Linked DNA regions of Homo sapiens: region 1 is linked to region 2. A link is a contact called in ENCODE Hi-C or POLR2A ChIA-PET data. All regions are on one chromosome and are shown on one strand. The core of a region is the stretch at or near the end of the contact, and the rest is flanking DNA. Distances in the headings are between cores, read along the strand shown.

What was found. A loop is a pair of places that touch in the nucleus more often than their neighbours do. ChIA-PET counts read pairs that join two places held with the same protein, here RNA polymerase II (POLR2A). Pooled maps may share reads with other maps.
Region 1: a map of B cell shows a loop between it and region 2 (7-fold over the local background). The contact joins the promoter of GHET1 here to the promoter of ZNF783 in region 2. A Hi-C loop is called at or near these places in 2 of 168 maps with a recorded cell type or tissue (B cell and CD4-positive, alpha-beta memory T cell) and 15 of 50 pooled maps. POLR2A ChIA-PET finds 5 or more read pairs at or near these places in 1 of 52 experiments (activated B cell).

Annotation. Positions count from the first base shown.
Region 1 is chr7:148,985,337-148,992,715 of GRCh38, forward strand. GHET1 (gastric carcinoma proliferation enhancing transcript 1) reads left to right here and starts at 2,191. Exons shown (of 1, transcript NR_130107.1): 1 at 2,191-4,093. It also overlaps RNY1. RefSeq lists a silencer at 1,838-1,907 and enhancers at 2,050-2,550, 2,118-2,167, 2,488-2,537.
Region 2 is chr7:149,258,464-149,265,464 of GRCh38, forward strand. ZNF783 (zinc finger protein 783) reads left to right here and starts at 3,733. Exons shown (of 6, transcript NM_001195220.2): 1 at 3,733-3,894. The coding sequence starts at 3,871. It overlaps LOC124901769 (a long non-coding RNA gene), which reads right to left and starts at 3,878. Exons shown (of 2, transcript XR_007060582.1): 1 at 3,184-3,878. RefSeq lists a silencer at 3,331-4,200.

The sequences.
Region 1 (7,379 bases), core at 941-3,440, 270 kb before region 2:
GCAAATATCAAATGGTGACTATGGCCAATAGACTGTTACTCTCTTGCAATATCATTTAATTGCCATTATTCCTGAGATACAGTGACAGTCCTGTGTTCATAGCTGGTACGTGATCATAGCAACATCAGTTGGCTTGAACAATCACTGTAATTAAGGCATATCTATTATTGAAGAAGCAGCAAGCTAGCTGTACGGGAAAAGCCTCGGGACTTAGATTGAGGAGACCCTTAAGTCTTGACTTCCTGATTCAGTTACCTCTCACCAGGTTCCCCCTCAACACCTGAGAATTACAATTCAAGGCCGGGTGTGGTGGTTTTTGCCTGTATTCCCAGCACTTTGGAGCCCGAGGTTGGCGGACCACCTGAGGTCGGGAGTTCGAGACCAGCCTGACCAACATGGAGGAACCCCGTCTCCACTAAAATACAAAAAATTAGCTGGGCGTGGTGGCACATGCCTGTAATCCCAGCTACTCGGGAGGCTGAGGCAGGAGAATCGCTTGAACCTGGGAAGCGGAGGTTGCAGTGAGCCGAGATCGCGCCATTGTGCTCCAGCCTGGGGAACAAGAGCGAAACTCCGTCTCAGAAAGAAAAAAAAAAAACAAAAAACCCCACAGGGAAGCTCTTGGGAAACCCACATGTGCCCTCAAGGTGCCTTGGGTTACTTTCACCTATAAGAAAAATTTAAATATTCTTTTGTTGTATACACATTTGTGGCAGTCACACTGTACTGCAACACCACCACAATCTCATCAAACAACACTTTGCCTCGAGGCTGTTAGGAATGTATACTTCCATGTAGCGAAGAGGGAAGGAAGATCAGTGTAATGACCCTTTGTTTCTGATGAGGAGGCAGCTGCGTGGCTTTCTAAAGGCTACATAAGAACCTAAGGGCTGAACCAGGATTAGAAAGTGGCTCTGGTGCCTCACGTGGTGAGCATCCCGCAATGTACTCTGCCCTCTTCCGCCTTCTCTATTTTCAAACTCTTGGACTTGGTTTGTCTTCCTCCAAAATACTTTCTCTCTGAAAATGTTCACATCTCTTAGCTTCAAAACTTAACTGGATTGTCGACTTTGAAATGCCTCTTAATTTTGTCCATTGAGTGTTGTATCATCAAATACCAGTCCTTAATCCTACTGATATTAAAACATTAAAAAAATCCTGGCCGTGCGCGGTGGCTCACGCCTGTAATCCCAGCACTTTGGGAGGTTGAGGCAGGAGGATCACTTGAGGTTAGGAGTTCAAGACCAGCCTGGCCAACATGGCGAAACTTCGGTCTTTACAAAAATAGAAAAATTAGCCAGGCGTGGTGGCGCGCGCCTATAGTCCCAGCTACTCAGGAGGCTAAGGCAAGATAATCGCTTGGACCCACGAGGCGGAGGTTGCAGTGAGCCGAGATCACACCACTGCACTCCAGCCTGGGTGACAGAGACTCCAGCCTGTCTCAAAAAAAAAAAAAAAAAAAAAAAAAAAGAAAGAAAAGAAAAGAAAAAGTACAAGAAAAAGAAAAACCCCTATTCACCCTCATCCCATTTCCTGTCTTTGATCTCTTAGGACATACTATACCATCTTTACCAATAATTGGTCCGTAGTATCTATTACTATTTATTTGATTTTTGTTTTCTTTTTCCTTCTTGTCTGTGATGGGTTTTCCCAAATTTACTGTTTGTTTCTGGAAGAAAAGAATAGTACTTCGTTTTCCCCCTGTATTCCATGCTTTATTTAATGATGCTGACTTTCAACATTTTAAAATTGAGATGAAAACAAGAAACGAGGGATGCCAGGAGAGTGGAAACTCTCGTAAAAGACTAGTCAAGTGCAGTAGTGAGAAGGGGGGAAAGAGTAGAACAAGGAGTTCGATCTGTAACTGACTGTGAACAATCAATTGAGATAACTCACTACCTTCGGACCAGCCAATAAGTCCTCCTACTGTTTGAACTATTTAAAGCCCCCAAATTTGTTCATTTTCCCCTTACAGTGATATTCTGGTTTCAGTTTACTGATGACTATATTTACAATATTAATGATATATATATACTCTAAGAATTCCCTGGCACATCTATTTATCAATAGCTGGAAAAACGTACTGAATAACAAGAATCAGACGTGTTGCTAAGCATCCTGGGAAAGAGATATGCAAAATTAGCATTTCGTCATCAGGGCGTCTTTCCCCCGGTTTGTCTTGAGTGGCTCAGCCACCGCAAGGTACCAGAGAGCCGCCCAATCTGCGCTGGCCTCCTTTATCTGTTTGCTGTGTGACCCTCCGGACAGCTCTGTGGGACCTGGAGGAAACTGTGAGCCCTACAGATAAAGTCTGTGCTTCCAGCGTCGGTAAATCCCAGCAAGCGCCACTACCTGGAGGCTGACACTTTCCCATCTTGGCAGTCAGCTCCCTACAGAGGTGCTTCTCCCACTGCCCAAGATCCCTGCCTCCTCCTTAAACCCCAACTGATAGAACAGAAACCACCACCTAAGGAACGTGAAGGGGAAGCATCTGAAACACCAGAAGATCTTGGATTGTTCCTGAGGACTTCAGAATCTACAGGGACAAAAGGCAGAAGCAGGAAGTCCGAAGTAAAGATGACTAAGAAAAGGCGGGTGGAAAAGATTTCTGTGAAAGTGTCAGAGGCAAAGCTCTGAAAGACCTGAAACTCATGCCGAAAGCAAAGAACAGCAAAAAGACAGTAGGGATGTGTCTGGAGCAACAAGGATCGGGCTGTTCCTGGGGCAGCCGAATTCACAGCTCTGTTTTACTCCTAATGGAGGATCTTCCTGCTGCAGCGGCGAGTAGACCTTACTGTAAAGGTGCAGGCAAGGGGAGGGGAAGGGCAGGCAGCTGCCCATTGGAGTTCACATCTCCAAGCCTGAGAAAATGTGTTCCTGGATGCCCCAAGCCAATGGAAAAGCAGAATCATTGACTATGTTTGACTCCTTCTGGTACCTAGCACAGTATCTGGGACACAGCAGGTGCTATGTAAATGTGTTGAGTGAATGAATGAATGAATGCCATTGAGGAGAATGAATAACCCCAGAAAACTAGACATGGGTAGATGTTGTCCTAATTTCAAAAGAGGGGAAAATGAGAGTGAGAGTTTCATAAATGACAATCTCTAAACGATGTTGCTCTCTAGCAAAATTCTAGAATGGATTATTTTAAGAACAAAGCAGGTAAACATTGGCAGCCAACTTGAAATTAATAAGAAAAAGGTGTGCGCCAGAATAGTTTTATTTCCTTTTGTTTTTCATTGTACAGCTTGATTTGACTAAGTTGTTTATACCTTTCACTCTGCCTTTGCATGCACTGGGGGTGATCTAGTCTACTATGTGGACTGGAAGTCCACCCAGTGGCCAGGCTCAGAGGCAGGGAAGGGGGGTTGGTGCCATTCTGGGAGAGGAGGTTTCTGGGGCTGTTTCTCAGCCAGATCCTGTCTCATCTGTTTCCAACAACCCCACAAATGAAGACACTGAAGCTGACTAATCAAATTGACTGATGCCCCAATAGGTGTCATGATATGCAGTGAGAATCCGGCAGGCATTAGAGATGAACAGCACGGGCTGCAGCCACATTATCTCAGCTTGAGTCCTAGTTTTCACCAGCTACTAGCTAGCTATCTCTGGTCAAGTCACTTACCTTGCTTGAGCCTCAGTTTCTCCATCTAGAAAATGGTCATAATCGAAGTATCTATCTTATAGGGTGTTGGGAAGATTAACTGAGAAGCCACATAGAGTTTACTGGCACATTAAAAAAAGAAACTATAAGAATGTTAGCTGTCCTTTTGCACGGCAAAAGGAACAGTAAGCAGAGTAAACAGACAACCCACAGAGTGGGAGAAAATCTTCCCAATCTATACATCCGACAAAGGACTAACATCCAGAATCTACGAGGAACTCAAATTAGCAAGAAAAAAACAATCCCATCAAAAACTGGCCTAAGGACATGAATAGACAATTCTCAAAAGAAGATATACAAATGGCCAACAAACATATGAAAAAGTGCTCAATATCACTAATGATCAGGGAAATGCAAATCAAAACCACAATGCAATACCACATTACTCCTGCAAGAATGGCCATAATAAAAAAAAAATCAAAAAAATAATAGATGTTGGTGTTGATATGGTGAAAAGCGAACACTTCTACACTGCTGGTGGGAATGTAAAGTAGTACAACCACTATGGAAAACAGTGTGGAGATTCCTTAAAGAACTAAAAGTAGATCTACCATTTGATCCAGCAATCCCACTACTGGATATCTACCCAGAGGGGAAAAAAAAAGTCATTATATGAAAAAGATGCTTGCACATGCATGTTTGTAGCAGCACAATTCGCAATTGCAAAAATATGGAACCAGCCCAAATGCCCATCAACCAACAAATGGATAGAGAAACTGTGGCATAGGGCTGGGCGCCGTGGCTCACGCCTGTAATCCCAGCACTTTGGGAGGCTGAGGCAGGCGGATCACGAGGTCAAGAGTTTGAGACCATCCTGGCCAACATGGTCAAAGCCTGTCTCTACTAAAAATACAAAAATTAGCCGAGTGTGGTGGCGTGCACCTGTAGTCTCAGCTACTTAAGAGGCTGAGGCAGGAGAATCGCTTGAACCTGGGAGGCGAAGGTTGCAGTGAGCCAAGATCACACCACTGTACTCCAGCCTGGCAACAGAGCAAGACTCTGTCTCAAAAAAAAAAAAAAAAAAAAAAAAAAAAAAAAAAAAAAAAGAAAGAAAAAAAAGAAAAAAGAAACTGTGGCATATATATACAATGGAATACTACTCAGCCATAAAAAGGAGTGAATTAATGGCATTTGCCGCAACCTGGATGAGATTGGAGACTATTATTCTAAGTGAAGTAACTCAGGAATGGAAAACCAAACATTGTATGTTCTCACTTATAGTGGGAAATAAGCTCTGAGGATGCCAAGGCATAAAAATGATACAATGGACTTTGGGACTTTGTGGGGGAAAGGGTAGGAAGGGGATGAGGATTAAAAGGCTAAAAATTGATTTCAGTGTATATTGCTCTGGTGATGGGTGCACACCGAAATCTCACAAATCACCACTAAAGAACATACTCATGGCCGGGCGCAGTAGCTCACGCCTGTAGTCTCAGCACTTTGGGAGGCCGAGGCAGGCGGATCACGAGGTCAGGAGATCGAGACCATCCTGGCTAACATGGCAAAACCCCGTCTCTACTAAAAATACAAAAAAAAAATTAGCCGGGCATGGCGGTGGGTGCCTGTAGTCCCAGCTTCCTCTCATGCTATGTAGATGTCACACCTGGTCCAACCCATCTTTGGGTCCCTGGTAAATCAGACACCGCCTCCTCAAGCCTGCCTATAAAATCCGGTGCACTCCACTGAGGTCTGGAGGTCCCATTTGGGTGCACCTCTCTCTCGAAAGAGACAAAGCTGTTCTCTGGGCCGGGTGGGGTGGCTCACACCTGTATTCCCAGTGCTTTGGGAGGCCGAGGTGTGCAGATCACATGAGGTCGGGAGTTTGAGACCAGCCGGACAAACATGGAGAAACCCCGCCTCTACTAAAAATACAAAATTAGCCGGGCATAGTGGCACATGCCTGTAGTCCCAGCTACTCGGGAGGCTGAGGCAGAAGAATGATGTGAACCTGGGAGGCGGAGCTTGCAGTGAGCCAACATCGCACCACTGCGCTCCAGCCTGGGCGACAGAGCAAGACTCTGTCTCAAAAAAAAAAAAAAAAAAAAAAAAAAAAAAAAGAACTTACTCATGTAACCAAATACCACCTGTTCCCCCAAAATCTATGGAAATAGAAGCTTTTAAAAAATTAAAGGCTGGGTACGGTGGCTCACGCCTGTAATCCCTGCACTTTGGGAGGCCAAGGCGGGCAGATCACCTAGGGCAGGAGTTCAAGACCAGCCTGGCCAACATGGCAAAACTGTCTCTACTAAAAATACTAAAAGTAGCTGTGTGTGATGGTGCATGCCTGTAATCCCAGCTACTCGGGAGGCTGAGGTAGGAGAATTGCTTGAACCCGGGAGGCAGAGGATGCAGTGAGCCAACATCACGCCACTGCACTCCAGCCTGAGAGACAGAGAGAGCCTCCATTTCAAAAAAAAATTTTTTAAAAAAGAATGTTAGCTCTCAGGGTTCAGAATCATTTTTCCTGGCTGACTGGACACAAGCTAACAAGAAACAGACATAAACTAACAAGGTAACAGACATAAATTATCAGAGCTGAAGTTTCCCTTTTCAGTTAAAAAACAACAAATCTGACCAAGTACCAGATAAGAGAATCCCACACAGTAAAAATGCAAATACTTGTGTAGTTTCACAGAAGGCTGTCATTGTCCCTGAAGTCTGTTCTCACTGGGTGGAACCCAGGGCCCAGGGGTCAGTTTGGGGTCCCATATTTTAAAAAAGACGTCAACAAAGAAGAACTGCCCAGGGCAAGGTGAGCAAGATGGTGACACACACTTCCTCCAGGTGAGTGATTCTTGACTTTGCAAAAATGCTTTCAACTAACAGTTTGGTGGTTCCTCAAAAAGTTAAATACAGAACTACCATATGACCCCAAATTTCCACTCCTAAGTATATACCCCAAGGGGCAGAAAACATGTCCACACACAAGTCTGAGCACAAATGTTCACAGCAGCACTATTCACAATAGCCAAAATGTGGAAACAACCCAAGTGTCCGCTGAAGCAAGAATGGATAAACGACGGGGGTACGCGTGTATAATGGAATGCTATCCATCCATTAAAAGGAAGGACGAGGCCGGGTGCGGTGGCTCACGCCTGTAATCCCAGCACTTTGGGAGGCCAAGGCAGGTGAATCACGAGGTCAGGAGATTGAGACCATCCTGGCTAAGACAGTGAAACCCTGTCTCTACTAAAAATACAAAAAATTAGCCAGGTGTGGTGGCGGGCACCGGTAGTCCCAGCTACTCGGGAGGCTGAGGCAGGAGAATGGCGTGAACCCAGGAGGCAGAGCTTGCAGTGAGCCGAGATCGCGCCACTGCACTCCAGCACTCCAGCCTGGGTAACAGAGCAAAACTCTGTCTCAAAAGAAAAAAAAAAAAAAAGGGAAGGATGTTCTGACACATCCTACATGGGTGAGCCTTGAAAACATTATTCTAAGTGAAAGAAGCCAGACATAAAAGGTCGCATATTGTAGGATTCCATTTATATGAAATGTTCAGAATAGGCAAATCCATAGAGACAGAATGAAGATTGGTGACTGCCAGGCGCTGGAGGGCATGACTGTTTAATGGCTACAGGATTTCCTTTGGGGCTATTAATGTTTTGGAACTAGTTTTGTACAACAGCGAGAATGTACTAAACGCCCCTGAACTGTACCCTTAAAAATGGTTAATTTTATGTTATGTGAATTCCACCCCAGTTTTTTGTTTTTG
Region 2 (7,001 bases), core at 2,483-4,982:
GATAGGTGGTATTTGAACTGGCCTTTTAAGGATGGGAGGAAGGACATTCTAAATGGAGGTGACATGACCAAGTCAGGAGACATTATGGGACATGTACAGAAGAGGAGTTCATCCAATTTCGGGAGGGTGGAGTGTGAGAAGGAGAGTAGTGGGTGTTAAGAGTTGGGTCAGGCTTCAAGGAGTCTGGATTTTATTCGGTTGATAATGGGGAGCTGAAGAATTTTGAGCAAAAGAGTGACCTGATTCTAGCTGTGATTTGGGAATACTAATAAGAATTATACTGTGCTTTTTGGGGGGTGTGAGGTTTGGGATATGTTAGAAGGTTTCAAGTGAGATCAAGGAAGAGCCAGTGAGGACCTACCTGATTGGGTGCAGCTGCAGTGGGAAGGGAACAATAGATAAGACCAAGAAACAGTCACAGGATGTGATGCTGTGGGAATGGAGGGACCATTTTTTTTTTTTTTTTTTTTTTTTTGAGACGGAGCCTTGCTCTGTCGCCCAGGCTGGAGTGCAGTGGCGCCATCTCAGCTCACTGCAAGCTCCGCCTCCTGGGTTCAGGCCATTCTCCTGCCTCAGCCTCCCAAGTAGCTGGGACTACAGGCGCCTACCACCACGCCCGGCTAATTTTTTGTATTTTTAGTAGAGACGGGGTTTCATCGTGTTAGCCAGGATGGTCTTGATCTCCTGAGCTCGTGATCCGCCCGCCTCGGCCTCCCAAAGTGCTGGGATTACAGGCGTGAGCCACCGCGCCTGGCCTCAGGAGGGACCATGTCTTACTCCTATCAGCCTCCACAGCTCTCAGCACAGGTGCTTGGCACATAGGTGCTCAGCAAATGTTTGCTGAATGAGAAAGTATAATGGGTGTTCACAGAATAGAGAGCTGGGTGTTGTCTGAAATAGAGAAGGCTTCTATGGAGGAAGTGGGATTTGGCTGTACTTCTGGTCTCCCTCTACTAATGCTTCCGTTCCTAACATCTTTATAATTCTGTGTGGGTCCACCTCCTAATCTAAATTACATTCCTGGCTTGGAGGATGAGGGAGCCACAGGAATTCTGTCTCTGACCTGCCACTATCTCTTGGCTGAGGATGTTCTGGTGGGGACAATGGCACTTGAGTGTGCTGACCTCTTGTTGAGTGACCCTGGGTACTACTTTGGTGGCCCTCAAATTGTGACAACCCTACCTTCTGCAGGTGGAGTCACCCTTGTTACTCCACGGACTGGGCCTCCACTGGATGTTGTCAGTTCACCCAGAGATAATCAGGTCCTGGAAATCTGATCCCCCAAAAAACAAACTCACAAGAGACAGATTAACAATTAAAGATGAATGTAGGCTGAGCGTGGTGGCTGATGCCTGTAATCCCGGCACTTTTGGAGGCCGAGGTGGGTGGATCTCCTGAGGTCAGGAGTTTGAGACCAGCCTGGCCAACATGGTGAAACCCCGTCTCTACTAAAAATACTAAAAATTAGCCTGGCATGGTGGCAGGAACCTGTAATCCCAGCTACTCGGGAGGCTGAGGCAGGAGAATCTCTTGAACCTGGGAGGTGGAGGTTGCAGTGAGCCGAGATCGTGCCATTGCACTTCATCTTGGGCAACAAGAGCGAAACTCCGTCTTAAAAAAAAAAAGCCACCATGTAATTTTAATTTATATCAGAGCTGGCTTGACACCCCGGCTGGTCTGCTCAGAAACCACATTATGGTGCAAAGTGTTCGTTTATTAAATATATTTATAAAATCTGAGCATGGGAATGGGAGGTAGCTGTGGGACCCTGATAAACAGTGCCAAGGTTTTCGAACTGTGATCACCAGACCAATAGAATCAGCATTTCTTGGGAACTAGTTAGAATTGCAAATTCGCATCACTTTCATCCCCTCCTGTTTCAGACCTAGAAATGTTGAGGTTTGTGCCTAGCATCCTGTATTTTTAACAAGAACCCTCAGTGAACATGATGCACACTGAAGTTTGAGTACCACTGACTTAGAGAAACTTTTTTTCTAAAAAACGAAGACTAGCTGTCAAACATTATAGCACTCTTTCCTCAACAGAGCTCATTAAATCCTAGCATTTTTGTCTCCAGCCCATTTTCCTGACCCTTTCTTTCTTTCTTTTTCTTTTTTTTTTTTTTTGAGATGGGGTTTTGCTCTTGTTGCCCAGGCTGGAGTGCAATGGCATGATCTCGGCTTACTGCAACCTCTGCTTCCCGGGTTCAAGCGATTATCCTGCCTCAGCCTCCAGAGTACCTCACCACCACACCCAGCTAATTTTTTGTATTAGTAGAGATGGGGTTTCATCATGTTGGCCAGGCTGGTCTCGAACTCCTGACCTCAGGTGATCCATCCGCCTCAGCCTCCCAAACTGCTGGGATTACAGGCATGAGCCACGGCTCCTGGCCCATTTTCCTGACCCTTTCTGTTTGCATTGGACCTTAACTGTTATTCTATAACGTCACCATTTACTGGTATTTTATAATCCTGAATAGATTGGACTGATCCCTGATAAGATCCTAGGGATGCTCTTAATGTCTTTAGTGCATACTTGCAGTTTGTGTTTTAGATTGGGATAGTTCAACAAGAATTTCCAAAATGAATAATGCCAAATATTTATTTGATTTGTTACCTTAAAGTAACACGTCCTAACCTTTCCGCAAATTTTGGGGTTCACCTTACTTAGGATATCAGTTTGTGTTTTTTCTGATAGTTGACCACGCTTTTGCTTGGCTCAAATATTTGTGAAAATAACTTCTCACCCTCACCCCCCCCCCCCAAAAAAGAAAAAACAAAACCAAAACCAAAAAACCCCAAACAAACCCAAACACAGAAAGAAACAAAACTGCAGATTTCTAGCGGGAAGAGTTTGCCAGCTTGTTGGACAAAGACTGTGAGATGAATGGGAAATGCAGAAAAGACAGAAAACAAAGCTTCAACTGCATACAGCACATTTAGTTCAATATGCCTCAGCACAGGCCGAGGAAAATGGGTCCTGCGGTTTATTCAAGATGCCTCAGGGCCTAAATGAGGGATGGACTGATTCACACTTGCTGTGATCTCAGCCTGGACCAAAGCTACAGAAGGGTCCTCGTGGGTGGCTGAGGACTTTCACCAGGCGGGCCCCGGGAGGAGGAAGGGACCCCAGAGTCCTCAGGAGGGGAGGGCAGGCTTAGGAAAAAAAAAAAAAAAATCCTACCATCTTCACGTTTGTTCTGTCAAATTTAAAAGAGACTTTAAAAACGTTCATGTAAGTTTCCCTGGCTTCTCCCTGGGTACACACGTATCCTTTTTACTTTCCCCAACTCAGTTCTGTGGTGCGTGGGAGGCGCTGCAACAGAGTCTCGGTCCGGACTGGAGCCCCGGCGAGGGCCGACCCCGTTCCCCACGCAGCTTTCCCTCGCGAGGTTTCGCACTTTCCAGCGCGGTTCCTTCCCGCAGCCCTCCCGGCTCCCGCGTGGGACGCAGAGAGAGGTTGGGCGCCGCGCTGGCCCGGGAGTGGCTTACGCCTGACGTAGCCCCGCTGGAGGCCGTGGCACGCCCGCCCTGGCGTCAACTCCCGCGCCCCGGGTGAGGGTGGGTGGCCGCGCCTGGGTCCCGGACGCCGCGGGCGCTGAAGGCCTCGGGAGGGCGCGGGGCGGCGGCCGCGGGCGTGCGGTCCTACGGGCTGCAGGGGGCGCTGTGCGCGTCCTCAAGCTCGGCCGCCGAGCGCAGCTCTTTTTTAAAGGGCCAGCGGGGCACGTGGCTCGGGACGCAGTTCGCTGCCGCCCGGCAGTAGCTCTCAGGTTAGGCGGGTCCCGCTCCGCTTCCGCCGTCGCTGCCGCGCCGCCCCGGGCCCGACAGGCCGGGTCCAGGGACTGCAACCCAGCGAGGGACGCGGGCAGCCATGGCCGAAGCGGCGCCTGCCCGGGTAAGCGCCCTCGGCCCCGCGGACGCCCGGAAGGCCCAGGCCGCCGCCGCGTGAGCCCGCGCGAGGGACTCTGGCCGCGCGAGGCCGCGGGGTGAGAGGGCCTTGCGCGCAGCCTCCGCGCTCGTTGCCCCCGGCCCATCGCCCAGCCCGCGTCGAAGGCATTGACCGGGCGGCCCAAATGCCAGGCCCGGCGGGCGGGGCCCCGACGTCAGCGGCTGACGATCCGGCCCATCTGCGGCCTCAGCCAGGCCGGGCCCCAGAGTCACGCTCGGCGACGAGGAGGCCGCGCCTTAGGAGTATTGTCCCATTTGAGGCCTCGCGGCCCCCCCTACAGCAGGCTGGGCGGGCAGGGGCCGCCAGCCCCACGGGACAGTAGCGGAGGCTGAGATGGGAAGGGACAGGCCCAGGGTCACGCATCTATTAGAGGCGGGAGCCTCACGCCGGGGCAGGGATTTTGGAATTAGACACTTTAAAACGCCTCATATTCTACTTTTGCCAAAGAGAAAGATTGTGTCGTTTACAAGAGAGATAGTAGATTTTTTTAAAAAAGATTACTGTAGCAGATTTTATTTAATTTTTTTTTTTGAGAGGGAGTCTCGCTCTGTTGCGCATGCTGGATGGAGTGCAGTGGCACGATCTCGGCTCACTGCAAGCTCCGCCTCCCGGCTTCAAGGGATTCTCCTGCCTCAGCCTCCCAAGTAGCTGGGACTACAGGCGCCTGCTACCACGCCTGGCTAATTTTTCTATTTTTGGTAGAGACTGGGTTTCACTATGTTGGCCAGGCTGGTCTCGAACCCCTGACCTCGTGATCTGCCCGCCCCGGCCTCCCAAAGTGCTGGGATTACAGACGAGAGCTACCGCGCCCGGCCATTTTAAAATTTTTTAATTAAAAAAGTATATATATATACGTGTGTGTGTGTGTGTGTGTGTGTGTGTGTGTGTGTGTGTATATATATATATATATATATTTTTTTTTTAGACACAGTCTCACTCTCACCCAGGGTGGAGTGTAGTGGCGGGATCTCATCTCACTGCAACCTCTGCCTCTGCCTCCCGGGTTCAAGGTATTCTCCTGCCTCAGCCTCCCAATCCCAAGTAGCTGGGATTACAGGCGCAGGTGCCTGTCTCATTTATATCTATCTATCTATCTGTCCAGATACATATCTATATGAATAAGTTTATTCATAAGAATACACTATAAGTATTCCTATACAGAATTTTTCTCCTGGAGAAGGAAGAATCACATCAGTTTTTTTGGCATCTTCATCTATATAAGTTAGGCCAGTTTAGCAGATTTTAGAATCTTGGTTTGATATAGTGCAGTATGTCCAATTGGGAGATTATAATCCTTTGGCCATTTTTGACATACTGGAAAACGCTTGTAAAGGCTCAATAGATGATACCTACTATTATTAATACACCTCAGTGAAGGTTTTGAAACCTTGATTTTTCTGGATACTTTTATTAAAGTATAACTTCCTCTCCCTCCTCTTAGTGAGTGTGCTGAGCTTCTTTTTGGGTTCCCTGAGTGCAAGGGAGAGAAAAAGCGTTGAGGATTCTGCAGGTTTATAGTCCTGTTCCCTGGGAAGAGGGGGCCCTAGAAGGTGACATCATCCACTCCCCCTAGCCTGGGGCTCACTGCTTCACTACCTTTCAGATCACTCCTGTCCACCTGCTCCTCCCTTCTTGCAGCACTTGAGATCCCAAAAAACTCCCCAAAAGGGACAGATTTGCCCTGGACTCTTGTTAGCCCATCCTATCACACTGTTGTTGTTTATAAGTATTCCTATACAGAATTTTTCTCCTGGAGAAGGAAGAACCACATCAGTTTTTTCTTCATCTTCACTGTACATTTACTATGATAGGTGTTCAGTAATTGTTATTGAATGAATGAAGCAATTATAGATTACTAGTGCTAAGGGGGAGGGGCAGTGAAAATCTCTAGGATGCGTTGTCTATGCTAGAATCTTAAAAACGAGAGAGACTCAGGCATACAGAGGATGCATATTGAGAGCTGATGTGAAGTTGGAGGAGGGCCGGGTGGGTCCTCGGAATCCACAGGAGGCTGGCATGGCTGGAGCACGACAGGAACTGGATGGCTCAAGGTCAAGAGAGGTCGGCTGGGCCATGAAGAAGTCTAGATCTTATGCCAGGTACACTGGGAAGCTATTGAAGAGTTTTAAGCAGGGTACTGAAATGATCTATTTGTGTTTTTAAAAGATTACCAGGCCGGGAGCAGTGGCTCACTGACTCACGCCTGTAATCCCAGCACTTTGGGAGGCTGAGGCGGGCGGATCACAAGGTCAGGAGTTTGAGACCAGCCTGGCCAATATGGTGAAAGCCTGTCTCTACTGAAAATATAAAAATCAGCTGGGTGTGGTGGCGGGCGTCTGTAGTCCCAGCTACTTGGGAGGCTGAGGCAGGAGAATCGCTTGAACTTGGGAGGTGGAGGTTGCAGTGAGCCGAGATTGCGCCACTGTACCCCAGCCTGGGCGACAGAGCAAGACTCCGTCTCAAAAAAAAAAAAAAAAAAAAGATTAACAATTACTCTGTGGAAAGTGTATTGTCGGGGAGAAGCCTGGAAGTAGGGGAGAAGGCTGGAAGTGGGGGAGAAGGCTGGAAGTGGGGGAGAAGGCTGGAAGTGGGGGAGAAGGCTGGAAGTGGGGAAATCAGGTGGGCAGGACCGCAGTGGCCCAGGCCAAGCAAGGTGATGGGAACTTGGACTAGACACTGGCAGTGGAGAAGGAGAAACATGGATGGATTTGAGGTAATTTTGGAAGTTAGGACCTGATGGTGATTTAACCATGAAGGATGAATGAAATTGAGGAGTGAGATGTTGATTTGTCTCTCCAACAAGGCTTTTAGCAGCACCAACCAGGACTGTGCCCATTGCGCATGCACAATGAGGGCTTGTGAATCAGATACCAGGGTAAGCTGAGGCACTTGAGAAGCTTTTTCCAAGGCACTGAAGGACAATGGAATAAAAGAGGTGGAGGTTAAAAAAAAGGCCATATGAACTATTTATACCATATCCCTGAGCTGGAACCATCACCATAATCACTGTCATTGTCTCAGTCTGCTCAGGCTGCCTTGGTTCCCGGCAGGGC